Linked DNA regions of Homo sapiens: region 1 is linked to region 2. The links are chromatin contacts, found by Hi-C or POLR2A ChIA-PET in ENCODE. All regions are on one chromosome and are shown on one strand. Each heading gives the region's core, a stretch centred on a gene start or an enhancer-like site at or near the end of the contact. The rest is flanking DNA. Distances are from core to core; before and after follow the strand shown. Region 1 holds the start of RHOD (ras homolog family member D). Region 2 holds the start of SYT12 (synaptotagmin 12).

Region 1 (7,196 bases), core at 1,591-4,090, 34 kb after region 2:
GCAGGGAGCTGAGCGACCACATGAGGGCAGTGGAGACTCGATCAGGACCGCATAGGATTTGGCCTTAGGATGGGGGTGGGATGTGAGAAAATGGGGAGAGGGGTGAGGCCAGGGGGCCTTGGAGTAGGCGGAGGCTGGAGAGTGGTTGCCTGTCCACAGACTCCCCATTCATGTCACATGTGGTATTCGTCATCCATGCAAGTATTTGTTCCTTTATTCATTTCTTCAGTTTGTTTATTCTTCTAAGCCAGCCCCTCTGCCGTCCATCCTTCCGTCTTTCCTTCCTCTCTTTCTCACTCTGTTTTTTTCTTTCTTGTCCCTTTGGTTTGTCTGGCCAGGAGATCAACTGGGCATACCGTCCTGAGCCACAGCTGGGTGCCAGCCTGAGAGAGGCACTCCTCTAGGGGATACGGTGAGCCTTGGCCCCTGCCCTTGAAGGGTTCAGGGCAGTAGGCCACGGTGCTGGGCTCCCCACAGATCTGGGCCTGGGGTTGGTGGGGCCTCGAGGGGCCTAAGTCTCCCACAGGCTGCAAGTCCTGAGAAGCCTCAGTAAACACTAAAACAGTAAACAGTACCCTGGCCAGGCAGACTGTGTGACCTGGGCCACCACTCTAAAAATAAATTCCAGGAAAACAGTATGGTCCCAGGTCCAGCAATGTCTGAGATTCAGGGACATTCCCTGCCAACCAGAGCCGATTTCTGTGGCCTGGTGACTAAGCTCCCTCTCGCAGGAGCGTAAGCATGGTGGGGGAGCGGAGGCTGGGGCTTGACGTCAGGAGATTGAATCCTTGCTGTGTCCTGCTGGTCTAAGACACCCCTCTGCCTCTCTCTGAGGCTCAGTTCCCAAATCTGTAAAATGGGAGGAAGCAGGTCATCTGCTTGGTCTACCTCGTGGTCTGAGAGCTAAATGAAATTGCAATTGTGCAGATGAGGCGTGATGGAGGGAGACCACCTGGCTTTGGGGTCACGCCTGGATCCAAATTCTAGTTCAGCCTCTTACTAGCTGTGGATGTTAGTCAACAACTTAGCCTCTCTGGGCCTCAGGCTCCTCATCTGTGAAATGGAGCTAAGAGTCCCTACCTCCTAGGGAACAGTGCCTACACGTGGCTTGCAATCCACTAATGGGTGTTGTTATTATTAGGAAATGTTCAGTGAAACTGTATAGCATGACAAACATCAAGTGTGTCATTACAGAGATTATCCCTATAGCAACCAAGGCCAAACGCCTCTGCCTGACTCTCAGCTCCCTCCACCCCCAGTCTGGCCCCACCTGCCTTCCAGCCTTGCCACCCAAGGCCTGACGACAGCAGCAGTTGGGAGGAAGATGCTGACAGCTGATCCGAGGGGGTGGGGCCCCTCTCACCACTCCTTGGGGCGGGGAGCCCTGCTCTGGAGCTACCTGCCCAGCCCAGTGTCAAGTCACTGCCGAGCCCTGTGGCAGTTTCGGGGAGGAAGGGGCACCTGGAAAGGCAGAGCTGTGCTGGGGAGGATCCTTCCCTCCAAGTGGGGCTCCATCCAGCCTGCAGACCACAGCCCGGAGCGGGAGCCGGGCAGAGGAGTCAAGGAGCTGGGCTCTGCCTCTCCACCTAGTGACTCCTGCCCTGGCTGCCTCTTTAGACCACAGTGAGTTTAAAGGAGGTTGAAGGTGCTTTTTCACCTGCCTGACTTGGAACTCCATGAGGGGGGATGTCATGACCAGCATAAATTAGGGGGAACCTAATGACGTCTGCCCCTTGTTCTTTTAAGCTTCAATAGAAACACTCAGTCCAAGATCTGGGAAGACCCTTGTGCCCATTTTTAAAAGATTTCAACTCTGGCCATTAGGAGAAGTGGAGAGATCAGGTGACAATGAGTTCCCAGTTCAATGCTGGATTTACTGCTGGCATCCAACGTGCTCCACTGAGCAAGCACCAGCTCCTCATGCTGCACCACTGTGCAAGCGAGCCTCACCCTCTGCGGGGGCGGGGTGGGGGGGCAGCATTCCGCTCCGGCCTCCGCAGCTTCGCACGTGCCGCTGTCTCCGGTGGAACACCTTTTCCCTCCCCCATCTGACTGTGTTTCACTTTTTCCTCAAGACTCTGAAAGGTTTCCTGACTCCCTCAACGTGGGCGAGGAGCTCTTTTCCCCTACTCCCGTCCCGCTGCCTGTCCCTACTCCCGTTGTAGTTCTGATCACACTGATGTCCTGCGTGTCTACCATTCTAAGCCGTGGGCTTCTCAAGGCAGGGCCTGGATTTTGTCTTAAACAGTTCAGGGTCCCCGGGCCCTTGGGCACCAGGGGGACATCTCATGGTGCAATAATAAGAAACACTCACACTTTACAGAGGGAAGGTTCTATCGCTTTCCCTAGATCGTGGCCAGCCACGGTGTCAGGTGGCTGCCCACCTGCAGCAGAGCTTCCTGGTGCTGCGGGAGGGGGCAGGCCAGGCCTGGTGGGGCCAGTGAAGGGGGTCATCCCCTTCCCACCTGGCATGAAACGCCTGTGTTGTGCTGCGTCCTGAGACCCCTGGGGAAATGCACCATTCATTCATTCATTCATTCATTCACTAAAGGTCACTGGCTCCTGCCTGGGATCTGGGACCCAGCCCCTGAGCACACCCCCGCCCCCACTGTCATGGTCCCGCTGTTTGTCTTCTCCCTTCCGACCTCCCGTGGCCCCAGCGCGGCCAGCTCACAGTAGGTGCTCGGGCAGCGTTTCTTCAGGGACCTAGACGGCCTGGAGAGGAAGGGCCCCAGCCCAGCCGCCCGGGCCTCTCACCTGGCTCTCGGGGCGCCCGGCTCGCACTTCCTCCCGCCGCCCCGCCCCTTCCACATTCCTGCCCCGCCGGGCCTGCCCCGCGCAGTCTGGGTCTCTGCGCCGCAGCCGCCCGCCCGCCCGCTCAGCGCCCGGCCCCGGGATGACGGCGGCCCAGGCCGCGGGTGAGGAGGCGCCACCAGGCGTGCGGTCCGTCAAGGTGGTCCTGGTGGGCGACGGCGGCTGCGGGAAGACGTCGCTGCTGATGGTCTTCGCCGATGGGGCCTTCCCCGAGGTGAGTGCCCCGCGCCTCCGCCTCGCCCGGTTCCGCTCGCGCGCCCGGGTGTACAGGTCCGTGCCGGAGCGGCCCAGGCTGTGCGCCTAACCCGGCCTCCGAGGGGTGTCCCAGCGGGGCCTGGGGTCCAGGGCAGAGTTCTTCCGCCCCAGCCATTGGGAATGAAGGCCTCAGTGATGTTATCTGTAAAGCCGGAGGAATGGCATCCACCGGGGAGAGGTGTCACAAGGACTGAGTGAGGCGACCTGGGTGCACACAAGATCCTAAGACAGCACTTGGCCACACAATTCCGCTGAGGGCCTGAGAGCTTGGAAGCCAGACTGCCGAGGTTCAAATTATGGCTTTGCCTCTTATAGCTGTGTGCCCTTGGGTAAGTCCCCTAACCCTGCTGTGCCTGTGTCCCTCACTACATCACAGGTGAGTGACAGTGCCCACCACACAGGGTCACTGTGACAGAGAGTTAATAGACCTCAAGCACTCAGCCCCGGCCTGTGCACAGGAAGGACTCACGGAGAGTTGGCACATGTCGCTCCTGGGAAACATTGTCTCCCTTCCAGCTCTTGCCGCTGGAAAGCACATGCCATGGGCTCTGCCTTGGAGGGTGGGAGCACGCCAGCTGTAGCCTCAGCTGCTGGGCCCGCGTCTCTGCTCTCCTCTGAGCCCCGTGCCCTTTTGTAACCTGCTTAGCTTCTCTGAGCCTCAGTTTCCTCACAACAACCCCATGGGGTAGAGGGACTGTAGGGCAGTGGTGAAGTGGAGCCCAGGGGAGGCTGACAGGCAGCTCCCGTGCGGTAGCTGGCATGTCCTTGGCGCTGTAGGCATGCCCACCGTTAATCCTTCCTGACATGCTCACTGACTGCCCAGGCAGACTCCACGGGCACCAGGCGGCCCCTGCTCTGCCGCCTCTCAGCCCTGTTGTCCTGGGAGTCCATGGAGTTGCTTCCAGCATCTCTTCTTTTTTTTTATTTTTATTTTTTTTGAGAAGAGTCTCACTCTGTCACCCAGGCTGGAGTGATATTGGCACAATCTCAGCTCACTGCAACCTCCGCCTCCTGGGTTCAAGCGATTCTCTTGCCTCAGCCTCCTAAGTAGCTGGGATTACAGGCGCCCACCACCACGCCTAGCTAATTTTTAAAATTATTTTATTTTATTTTATTTTTGAGACGGAGTCTCGCTCTGTCGCCAGGTTAGAGTGCAGTGGCACAATCTCGGCTCACTGTAACCTCTGCCTCCCAGGTTCAAGCGATTCTCCCGCCTCAGCCTCCCGAGTAGCTGGGACTACAGGCGCGTGCCACCGTGCCCAGCTAATTTTTGTATATTTTTAGTAGAGACAGGGTTTCGCCATGTTGGCCAGAATGGTCTCGATCATTTGACCTGGTGATCCGCCCACCTTGGCCTCCCAAAATGCTGGGATTACAGGTGTGAGCCACCACACCCAGCCAATTTTTTTATTTTTAGTAGAGATGGAGTTTTGCCATGTTGGTCAGGCTGGTCTCGAACTCCTGGCCTCAAGCGATCTGCCCGCCTCGGCCTCCCAAAGTGCTAGGATTACTGGCCTGAGCCACCGCAACTGGCATTCTTCCTCCTTTTCTTCCCAGCATCCTCTAAGCCCCTGGGGTTGTATAGGTGCTGGAGCATCTGAGCACAAGCAGGACGGTCGGGCCTACCCCAGTTCTTATCACACTGTAGTTCTTATCAGGATGATATCTGTCTGCCTGTCTCCCACCCTTGGCCCATGTGCTTTCTGCTGCAGTGGCATTGAGCCACTTTTGTTTAGTAGCTTGCGGAGCTGGTGTCACCTCCTTTGACCAGTCATACATTTTTTTAAGTTGGGGGAAACATGTTTCTGGGCCCCTAGATGCTGCCCATGGGAACCCAACAATGAGGGCACCCGGGGAAGAGCACCACACAGGGACAGGTGGCCCAGGCCCAGGGGAAGGCACCTGATGGGCGGGGGCTGGAGGGCTGATGCCTCACCACCAGCTCTGAGATGTCCTTGATGGTGAGACCATCCCAACTTCAGAGGAGTTATGACGTGGAAATGGGCCTCTTCCAGTTGATAAGATGTGAATGCTTTGAGGGACATGCTGGGGCTGGCCAGAAATGGGGGGAGGGCATGCTTATCACCAGGAAAATGGGCTGGATTTGTCCAGGCTCCTCCCGTCTGGGGGCTCTGAGTTCCCTGGAGCAGGAGAGTCCTCTTCATTTAAAGAACCCACAATGGGCCGGGCGTAATGGCCCACACCTGTAATCCCAGCTCTCTGGGAGGCCAAGGTGGGTGGATCACCTGAGGTCAGGAATTCAAGACCAGCCTGGCCAACATGGTGAAACCCCATGTCTACCGAAAATACAAAAAAAATTACCCGGGCATAGTGGCAGGCGCCTGTAATCCCAGCTACTCGGGAAGCTGAGGCAGGAGAATCGCTTGAACTCAGGAGGTGGAGGTTGCAGTGAACCGAGATCGCGCCATTGCACTCCAGCTCGGGGACAACAGAGCGAGACTCCGTCTCAAAATATATATAAATATATATATATATATGTAATTAAATAAATTAATTAAAAGAACCCACAACGTGTAAGAGTTGGAAAGGCTTCATTTTGCAGATGGGAAAACTGAGTCCAGAACCCAGAGGCTTACCTGGGGGCACATGGCCCGGCAGTGGCAGCACTGATCTAGAGCCCAGGTCTTCCCCCTCCCGACCAGGGCCTTCTCCACAGCCCCCAGTGCTCTGCCTGCTGGACCCAGCCTCCTCCTGCCCCTGTCCCTAGCACCAGACTCTTCCTCTAGGCAGCCCTCGAAGCCCAAGGGGCCAGCAGCCAGGAGGCTGGAGTCCCATCTCCCAGACTTCCTGCACACAGCAAAGGGCTGAGAGCAGCCTGAGGATTTGGAGGGACCTCAGTGACCCTCATCTGGCTGTGACCCAACCCTGGATTCAGGGCAGCAGGGGAGGGCAAGGTGGAGAGAGCTCCTAGGACAGGGGGAAGCCCCAGGCTGGGGTGCCAGCCTCTGCCCAGTCCTGGCTGGCATTTGTGGCTGCAACCATTCCCACAGGTTCAAAGCCTAGCAGCCCCCACACCAGCATGGGGATAGGAGGTGGCAGGGAGCACCCGGCCCTGCTGGCTAGAGCCCCCTGGGTCCTTCCTGGTTCGCACTTGGACTCCCATGGGTGTCCTAACCAGGGATGCCCCGACACTCCCTCTTGAGCCAGGTCCCCCATCTTGGTAATGATTCATTTTCTGTCTGTGAGCCCCTGGAGGGCAGACCTGAGCCTGAGTCATCTCCGTCCTGGTCCAGCACAGGCCCAGTCCTTCTTTTCTGGCTGAGGACGGCTTAACAGATAAAATTAGGTGCCATTGATCCCATGGACAGAGGGTGACCCTGCCTGGGGGTCAAAGAACAACACAACAAAAGGTACAGACAGAGTCTCTAGGATGACGTCCCGAGTGGGGGAAAGGGCTGTGACAGTTACAAGCCAGAGGGGAAACCCAGCCCCTTTCTGTCTCCGGGAACTGGAGTTGGTAACCTCAGGAAAGGCAGGTGGCTGAGGACAAGGCCTGGTCTCTGCAGCCACAAAGACCTGGCTCTGTCACTAGCCAGCTGTTCAGTGTGTCACCTTGAACAAGTCATTTCCTCTCTCTGGGCATCATCAGAAAGTGAAGGTTGTACTGACGTTCCGAGCTTGCAAGGATCGGAGATGGTGCCAGTACACAGCCACACACAGAAGATCCTTAGAGAATGGTGGGTGGTGGTGTCATTACCATGGGCATTTGCAAAGCACTGAAACATGTCTCCCAAGAGATTTCCAGCAGGCTGCCTTGCAGCTCAGATCAAGAAGGTGACTGAGTGGGTGGTCAAGCTGGGAGCTCAGATGCAAGGGCACCAGTGCCCTTCACAATGACAGGCCCCTACTCTAGGACAAAGGTCAGAAGCTGCGGAGGGGCTGGGTGTATTAGTCCATTTTCACATTGCTATAAAGAACTACCCGAGACTGGGTAATTTATAAAGAAAAGAGGTTTAATTGACTCACAGTTCTGCATGGCTGGGGAGGCCTCAGGAAACTTACAATCATTGTGGAAGGTGAAGTGGAAGCAAGGCACTTCTTATGTGGCAGCAGGAGAGAGAGAGAAGGGGGAAGCACCACACTTTTAAACCATCAGATCTCGTAAG
Region 2 (6,998 bases), core at 1-2,500:
TGAAGACAAAAGCGCCCCCTGTGGGTGAAGGTAAGATGCAGCTCTCTTTCTTTTTTTCTTTTTCTTTTCTTTTTTTTTTTTTGAGACGGAGTCGCCGCGATCTCACTGCAAGCTCCGCCTCCTGGGTTCACGCCATTCTCTTGCCTCAGCCTCCCGAGTAGCTGGGACTACAGGCGCCCGCCACCACACCTGGCTAATTTTTTTGTATTTTTAGTAGAGACGGGGTTTCACCGTGTTAGCCAGATGCAACTCTCTTTCTAGGGCTCCCCAGCATCCTGTCTTCTAGACCAAGGATGCCCACACTGCACCAAGCCAGCACAGACCCAGCCTCCACTGAGAGGTCAGTGCCCACAGGCTGCCCTCAGCTCTAAAGGCCCAGAGTGTAGATGAGCCAGGAAGCACTGCCACCCTTGCACACTTGCTCCCCATCTGGGATCCTCGCCCCTCTTCCTCCCCCACCCCAGACCGTTGGAGAGGTCTCCCCAGGTGTCCACCCAGCCTGCTCCCCTGGTTACTGTGCCCACAACATGTGGCACCTTCCCCCGCACCCAGCCCCTCCCAGTGCAAGCCGTGCCTCACTGCCAGACTGCGCGGGCAGGGAGGGACCTGTCCCCTGTTCCCGGAAGATGGAAGATCGCCCACACCTGGCACTGTGCCCAGCCCCTGCGGGGGCGTCATAAATATCTCCTGAATGATTCATTCATTCCTTTGGGAGAGAAAGCACGACCCCTTAGTGGTTAAAGGTATGGAGTTTGAAGTCACACAGACCTGGGTTCAATTCTGGCTCTGACCTTTGGCTCTGTGACCTTGGTCACCTCTCTGAGCCTGTTTCTTCATGTAAAAAATGGAGTCACCACGACCAGATTAGGCCACGGTGAGGACTGAGATGATGTTGTAAGGCACCAGCACAGAGCTGACCTACAGCTCAATCGTGGTGGGAGGGAGTAATTATCCATTCAGAAAAGGGGAAACTTTCCGCTGCGCCTCCTGTCGCTGTTTTCCTTGGCTCCCGGAGGTGCGCAGTATCGGGTCCGTTTTTAAGGTAAAGAAACTGAGGCCTAGAAAGAGAACAGGATAACCCAGGGCGCGGAGGCTGGGGCTAGAACCCAGGCCGGCTGGCTCTGAGTCCAGTGCTTGGCCTGCCTCTCAGAGGCCTGTGGGCACGTCCCCACCCACCCCTGTCCCCAGGCGTGGGAGCGAGGGGTTGGGCTTGGCCTCAGGGCGTCCCTGGATCCCGGACGCGCTTGGGGATCTCCGGCTCGGACCCCAGGAGCAGAGACAGCGCTCGAGCTTGTCACTTTAAATTCAAGAGGGAGCGGGCGGGCAAGCGGGCGAGCGCGAGGGAGCGCGCGGCGGGCTCCTGGGAGCGTGCCCGGACTGCGGCGCAGCTCCGGTCCGCCGCCCCGGCCCGGCCGAGCCCCCGGCCCGCGCCGCGCTCCTCGGAGGCGGGAGCCCGGCGACACTGCAGGGGTGGCGTTGCCGCCGGCGGCCGGGCTAGGCGCAGGTGCGTGCGCGCTGCGGGAGGCGGGCCGGCAGCTGGAGCCCAGCCGGAGCGGCGGCCCCTCCGCGGAGCCCGGGTGAGTACGCACCCCGCCGACCCCCGTGCGCGGCCGGGATCGCACCCTGATCGCGGACGCACGCAGCCCCCTCCTCGGGCCCTGGGCCCGGGACCCCAGAGCCCCGCGCACTCCGCGCTCCTGCACCTCCGCGCCGCGCTTGCACACGAACGAATGCCGGGCACCGCGCACGCTGGGCGCCCTTACCCGGCCCGGCCACTCCGCGCAGTGCGCATCGCATCGCACGCCCCGCATGTGCACACACGCGGCTCACCCGGCCATTTACACGCCTCCCCGCGCCCACGCTGCACACACGCCCCTCACTTTCGCATTCAGCGCCCTGACTGTCCTCACTGTCCCTGCTCTGGCTTCGCACCCCCTCCCGACACTCCGGTCCCCATACACCCTGGAGGTTCCCGAGGCAGGAGCGCTGGGTCTGCAGGAACCGTCCCAATCTGGAGGGGAACGTTGCACCCCAGCCCGAGGAGGCCCTGGCCGTGTGAAGAGCCAGATATGACCCTCAGCCGCCGGTGGCACCAGCCTGAGTGGGGGGCTTTCCAGAGCTTAGGAGAGGGGTATGGCGGGGCAGGGGAGGAAGCTTGCCCAGACTCAGGGCCTCAAGGCTGTAGATTTGGGCTGAAGTTGGGGGAGGGAGGTGGGGGGCCGGGAGCCTGGCCTGTGGGTGGAAGGCCCTGAGCTGGCCATCCTGGGAGCTCTCTTCCAGGGGCTGCAGAGAGACTGTGTGCACCCTCCTCCATTCCCAAAAGCCTGGGAAAGCTGCACCATGGAATGTCAGCTCCTTCTCCCCGTCAGGGGATGACAGTTTTAGAGAGCAGCAGCAATAGTGCTTCCTATTAGAAATGGGGAAATTGAGGCTCAGAGAGGGCAGGAGACCCACCGAAGTTACCACAGCCAGTGTGAAGAAGGGTTAGGACAAGTCCCCAAGCCCCCAGCCTCCCTACTCTGAAGTCTGAAAGCTTTCCTAAGCAGCTCTGCAGAGTGGGGGCTCCCAGCCTGGGTTTCAAACCCGGACTCTGCCACTTGTCAGCTCTGGTGACTGACTGACAAATAAAACACATCTGTAGGCTGGCAGCGCTGCCCACACTGCACCTCAGTTTCCTCTCCAGTACAAGGAGCAGGGTAGCAGCCCCCTCAGAGGGCTGCGGTGCTGAGATAACACAGGGCAAGTCACACAGTAGGTGCCCAATAAATGCCAGCCAGCACCTCCCAGCCAGTCTGTCCTGCGGTTTCTGTGGGCTGTTTGGGGGATGGCAGCAGGATGTGGTTATCTCAGAAAGCGGAGGAGGGGTACTTGAAAAGGTTTCAACCTAAAGATCCTGAAGAGGCTCACAGGTTGAAGGATGAGGCTCTCCTGGGCCCAACTCCCGACCCTTCCCATTGCCTTGCTAGCCAGAGAATGATGTGAGGACACTGGGCAAGGAGGTGGGGTGGAGCAGAAGGCAGGGACAGAGGGCCCCTCTCCCCCGCCGAGGCACAACATTCATGGAAAGCCAATTCTCTGACAAGCCCAGGAGGGGCCTCTGCCATGGTCTGATTCCAGCAAAGCTGGGGGAAGTGGGGGGCTCTTCCAACTCCCCACCCCAAAAGGCCTGCCTGTTCAGGAGTCAGCATGGTGACCAAGAGCCCAGGCCCAGATCCATTGCACCCTGGCACCAATCCCAGTGTTGCTACTTGTATGCTAGGTGACCTGGGGCCCCAGCTTCCTCATCTATAAAAGGGGGATCCATTAATCCACTGAATCATCATGTCCACATTGTGTACCTACTACAACCAGGCACAGTGCTAAGCACTTAGCACATGTTATGTCCACATGCATGTAGCAGTAAGGAGATATTGCTAGGTAGGTATGATCGAGCTGGAATTTGAACCTAGAGCTGTTTTCAATGAGTAAGCTCTGTGCAGTTTAGGGTCTGGGGATTTGGGACTGAACGAATTGGTCAGATGGGGAGGGGTGCTGCAGAGGTAGGGATGTGCAGTCTGGGAGCTCAGTGAGGGTCTGGAGCCACTCTGGTCCCCCATGTTATGCTCTTTGCTGTGTGTCTGGACACCGGGGATGCTCTGGTCACAGGCTGCCCTGGTCCCACTGTACCTCATTGCTATCCTCTTCTAGCCAAAGACACAGTCCTTCTGCCTGGCAGACCTCCAGGCTGCCAGCGGGAGCCCACTGAGGTGGTCCCAGGTGAGACAGAGTCAAGGGGTCTCGGGGATAGTGAGCAAAGCCCTTGAGAAGGGCACTGGCTGCACAGCAGCACTTGCGGCTTGGTCTGAGCTTCCTCCTCACTGGTTGGGTGACCTCGGGCCAATTCACTGCCCTTCTCTGAGCCTCCCTCTCCTCCTCCGTGGAGGAGGGGGTAGTAACAGGATTTGCCCCATGGGTCTTACGGGTGATGGGGAAGACGGCATGAGGGTTGTCACTGCTAATGGAAGAGGGGCTGGACTGGGCTACAGGAATGACTGCCAGGCCCAGCTCTACCACCGCTGGCTGTGTGGCTTTGGGCAAGTCACTTAACCTCTCTTAATCTCCCACAGCTTTGCTGGGCGTGGTGAGATCACACCACTTCATTCCAGCCTGGGTGAAAGAGCGAAACTCCGTCTCAAAAAAATAAATTAATTAAAAAAAAAAAGTAGCTCATTCAAAGCCCACTTTACCAGGCTTATGAGCAGGGATGCTTCCAGGGCTCAACAGGTTCTAGCAGTGAATGGAAGGATGGGAGCAGCCAGGGAAGGGGCAATGCCGACTTAGCTCCAACTCCTGTTGGAGTCGGGGGATGCAAACCCATTGTCCCCATATCTTCTAACTTTCTTTTTTTCTTTTCTTTCTTTTTTTTTGAGATGGAGTTTTGCTCTTGTTGCCCAGGCTGGAGTGCAGTGGTGCGATCTTGGCTCACTGCAACCTCCACCTCCTAGGTTCAAGCGATTCTTCTGCCTCAGCCTTCCCAAGTAGCTGGGATTACAGGCATGTGCCACCAAGCCCGGCTAATTTTGTATTTTTAGCAGAGATGGGGTTTCTCCGTGTGGGTCAGGCTGGTCTCAAACTCCCGAACTCAGGTGATCCGCCTGCCTCGGCCTCCCAAAGTGCTGGGATTACAGGCCTGAGCCACCGCGCCCGGCCAGATCTTCTAATTTTCAAAGGGAAGCTGGAAATCCTTTTTAAATCAATTTTTAATGGGAAACTCTCCCCGCACACACACACACTTTTTTTTTGAGGCACAGTCTCACTATGTTGTCCAGACTGGTTTTGAACTCCTGGGCTCAAGAGATCCTCCCACACCAGCCTCCCCAGTAGCTGGGACTACAGGCATGACCCACTGCACCCAGCTAAATTTTTCAATTTTAAAATGTTGGCAACTCACTTAAATGTAAGACAAATAAACACATCTGTAGGCTGGCAGTGCTGCCCACACTGCCCAGACTAGGGGTTAGGGGGTCTGTATGGGCCATCACCAGGCTGCTAACCACAGCAACCAATATGTGCCAAGCCTGACTACACGTACCTTCTCATTCCACCCTCCTGGCAGCCTCACATCTGCTTTACAGGTGGGGAACTGAGGCTCTAAGAGACTAAGAAAATTACCCAAGGCCACTGCAGCTAGCCAGGGGCAGGTATGGGAGTCAGAGCTGGGTGCAGCTGACTACAAACCCTGTGCTCAGGATGACACCCTCTAGGAGCCTCGACCTCTCTCCCAGTTCTCTTCTCCCTCCACTCAGGCAAATGAGCTCTGCCTTCACAGGGCACCAGGCTGGAACATATGTCTGGAGGCCAGGGGCGGTGGCTCACGCCTGTAATCCTAGCACTTTGGGAGGCCAAGATGGGAGGATCATTGAGGTCAGGAGTTCAAGACCATCCTGGCCAACATGATGAAACCCCGTCTCTACTGAAAATACAAAAACTAGCTGGGCATGGTGGCTCATGCCTGTAATCCCAGCTACTTGGGAGGCTGAGGCAGGAGAATCACTTGAACCCAGGAGGCAGAGGTTGCAGTGAGCTGAGATCGCGCCATTGCATTCAAGCCTGGGTGACACAGTGAGGCTCTGTCTCAAAAAAAAAAAAAAAAAAAAAAAAAAGAAGGAACTTCTGTCTGGGGTGTGCCTAGCAGTCATTCACACCCTCACTGAAATCTCAGCTCCCTGGGAAAGGATGTCGTGTTAAAGGGAGAGGAAAGAACAGACAGCGTGGGAGTCTGGGGTCTGAGCTGGGCCAGCCATGGAGGTGATGGGGCCCCCGACAGCCAGAGGCCAGATGCAGCTTGAGGCTTTGTCCCGTACCACGCCTGTTGTGCTGTGGGGTGTACTTTGCCATGCATACCTTGCTCGCGTGCTGCGGGCATTGGCTGTCCCAGCTTGGCCCCACTCTTGCAAAGTCAGCTTGTGCCAGGTAAGCAGGAAAAAGCCGATGGCTTATCTGATTCCCGGCAAGGCAGAAGCAGGCTGGGAGGTGCGTGTGTGTACATTAGCATGTGTTTCAGCGTATCCAGACCAGCTTCCGCCAGGAGCTAGGACCACCTTGGGCAGGTACATGGTGACCCATTTGACCTGCAGATTCTTAGGAAACTTTTTGGAAACCATATGCCCACTTGCAGTGAGACACAGTGGTTAGGAGCATGGAGCCAGTTGGCCTGGGTTGAACAGTTTATTAGCTGTGTGGCCTGGGGCAAATTACGCCCTGGGACTCTCACCCGCAAACCAGAGATAATAATAGTACCTACCTCATGGGGCTGTTAGGCAAATTAAATGAGGTCAGATAAATGCAAAGTGCTTAGAATGGCGCTTGATGTGTAAGAAGGGCTCGACAAGGTTCTCTATTACTATCATTATCTCCAGCCCAGGCCCAGGAATGAGCTTCCACTCTAGTCAGGATGGGTGAAGCCCTTCCTGGCTTAGCACCACCCTTCCATCACCATGACAACGCACATCTCCTTGTGGGAGTGGGGGCAGCATCAGGAGAACTGGAAGCCAGGAGCTGGCTGTGCACCTTATCTGACCTGCTTCTAGAGGCTCCTGGGCACCTCCAGGACTTAAGGGGGTAGACTAGGACTTATGGCACCCCAAATGTGCTGGATAACCCTGACTGGAGCATGGCACCGAAGCTTCTTGACTCCAAAGCCACAGACTGGGGAGAACCCCGGAATTCCTGAAAATGTGGAGGGCCTTAGCTTTACCCTCTGATTCGACCCCAGTCCCAAAGGGAACCTACAGGATGCTCCGAGGGGTTGGGAATTGGTGGGTCACACTCCCCAAGGACTTTTTATACTGCGTCTGAATGGTGTTTGCATTTTTTTGCAAATTGGTTGCTACCTTTAAAACTCAGGAAATGGCACATAAAAAATTCAGGTATCTGGCTTTTCTTTAAAGTGCCAGAAGATCAAGCCACGGTGGTTGGCATTCCTGCTGGGGCAAAAATGCAGCTGCCCTTGGGCCAGG

Evidence for each region. A loop is a pair of places that touch in the nucleus more often than their neighbours do. ChIA-PET counts read pairs that join two places held with the same protein, here RNA polymerase II (POLR2A). Pooled maps may share reads with other maps.
Region 1: a loop to region 2 is called in a map of PC-9, with 5 times the contacts of the local background. The contact joins the promoter of RHOD here to the promoter of SYT12 in region 2. A Hi-C loop is called at or near these places in 1 of 168 maps with a recorded cell type or tissue (PC-9), 2 of 37 single-sample maps with no recorded cell type and 4 of 50 pooled maps. POLR2A ChIA-PET finds 5 or more read pairs at or near these places in 13 of 52 experiments (A549, B cell, GM10248 and 10 more).

What each region holds. Positions count from the first base shown.
Region 1 is chr11:67,054,007-67,061,202 of GRCh38, forward strand. RHOD (ras homolog family member D) reads left to right here and starts at 2,841. Exons shown (of 5, transcript NM_014578.4): 1 at 2,841-3,028. The coding sequence starts at 2,897. RefSeq lists silencers at 2,740-2,899, 2,910-2,979.
Region 2 is chr11:67,021,884-67,028,881 of GRCh38, forward strand. SYT12 (synaptotagmin 12) reads left to right here and starts at 1,251. Exons shown (of 8, transcript NM_177963.4): 1 at 1,251-1,577. RefSeq lists enhancers at 1-740, 1,682-2,182, 1,911-2,010, 2,183-2,683, 5,894-5,963.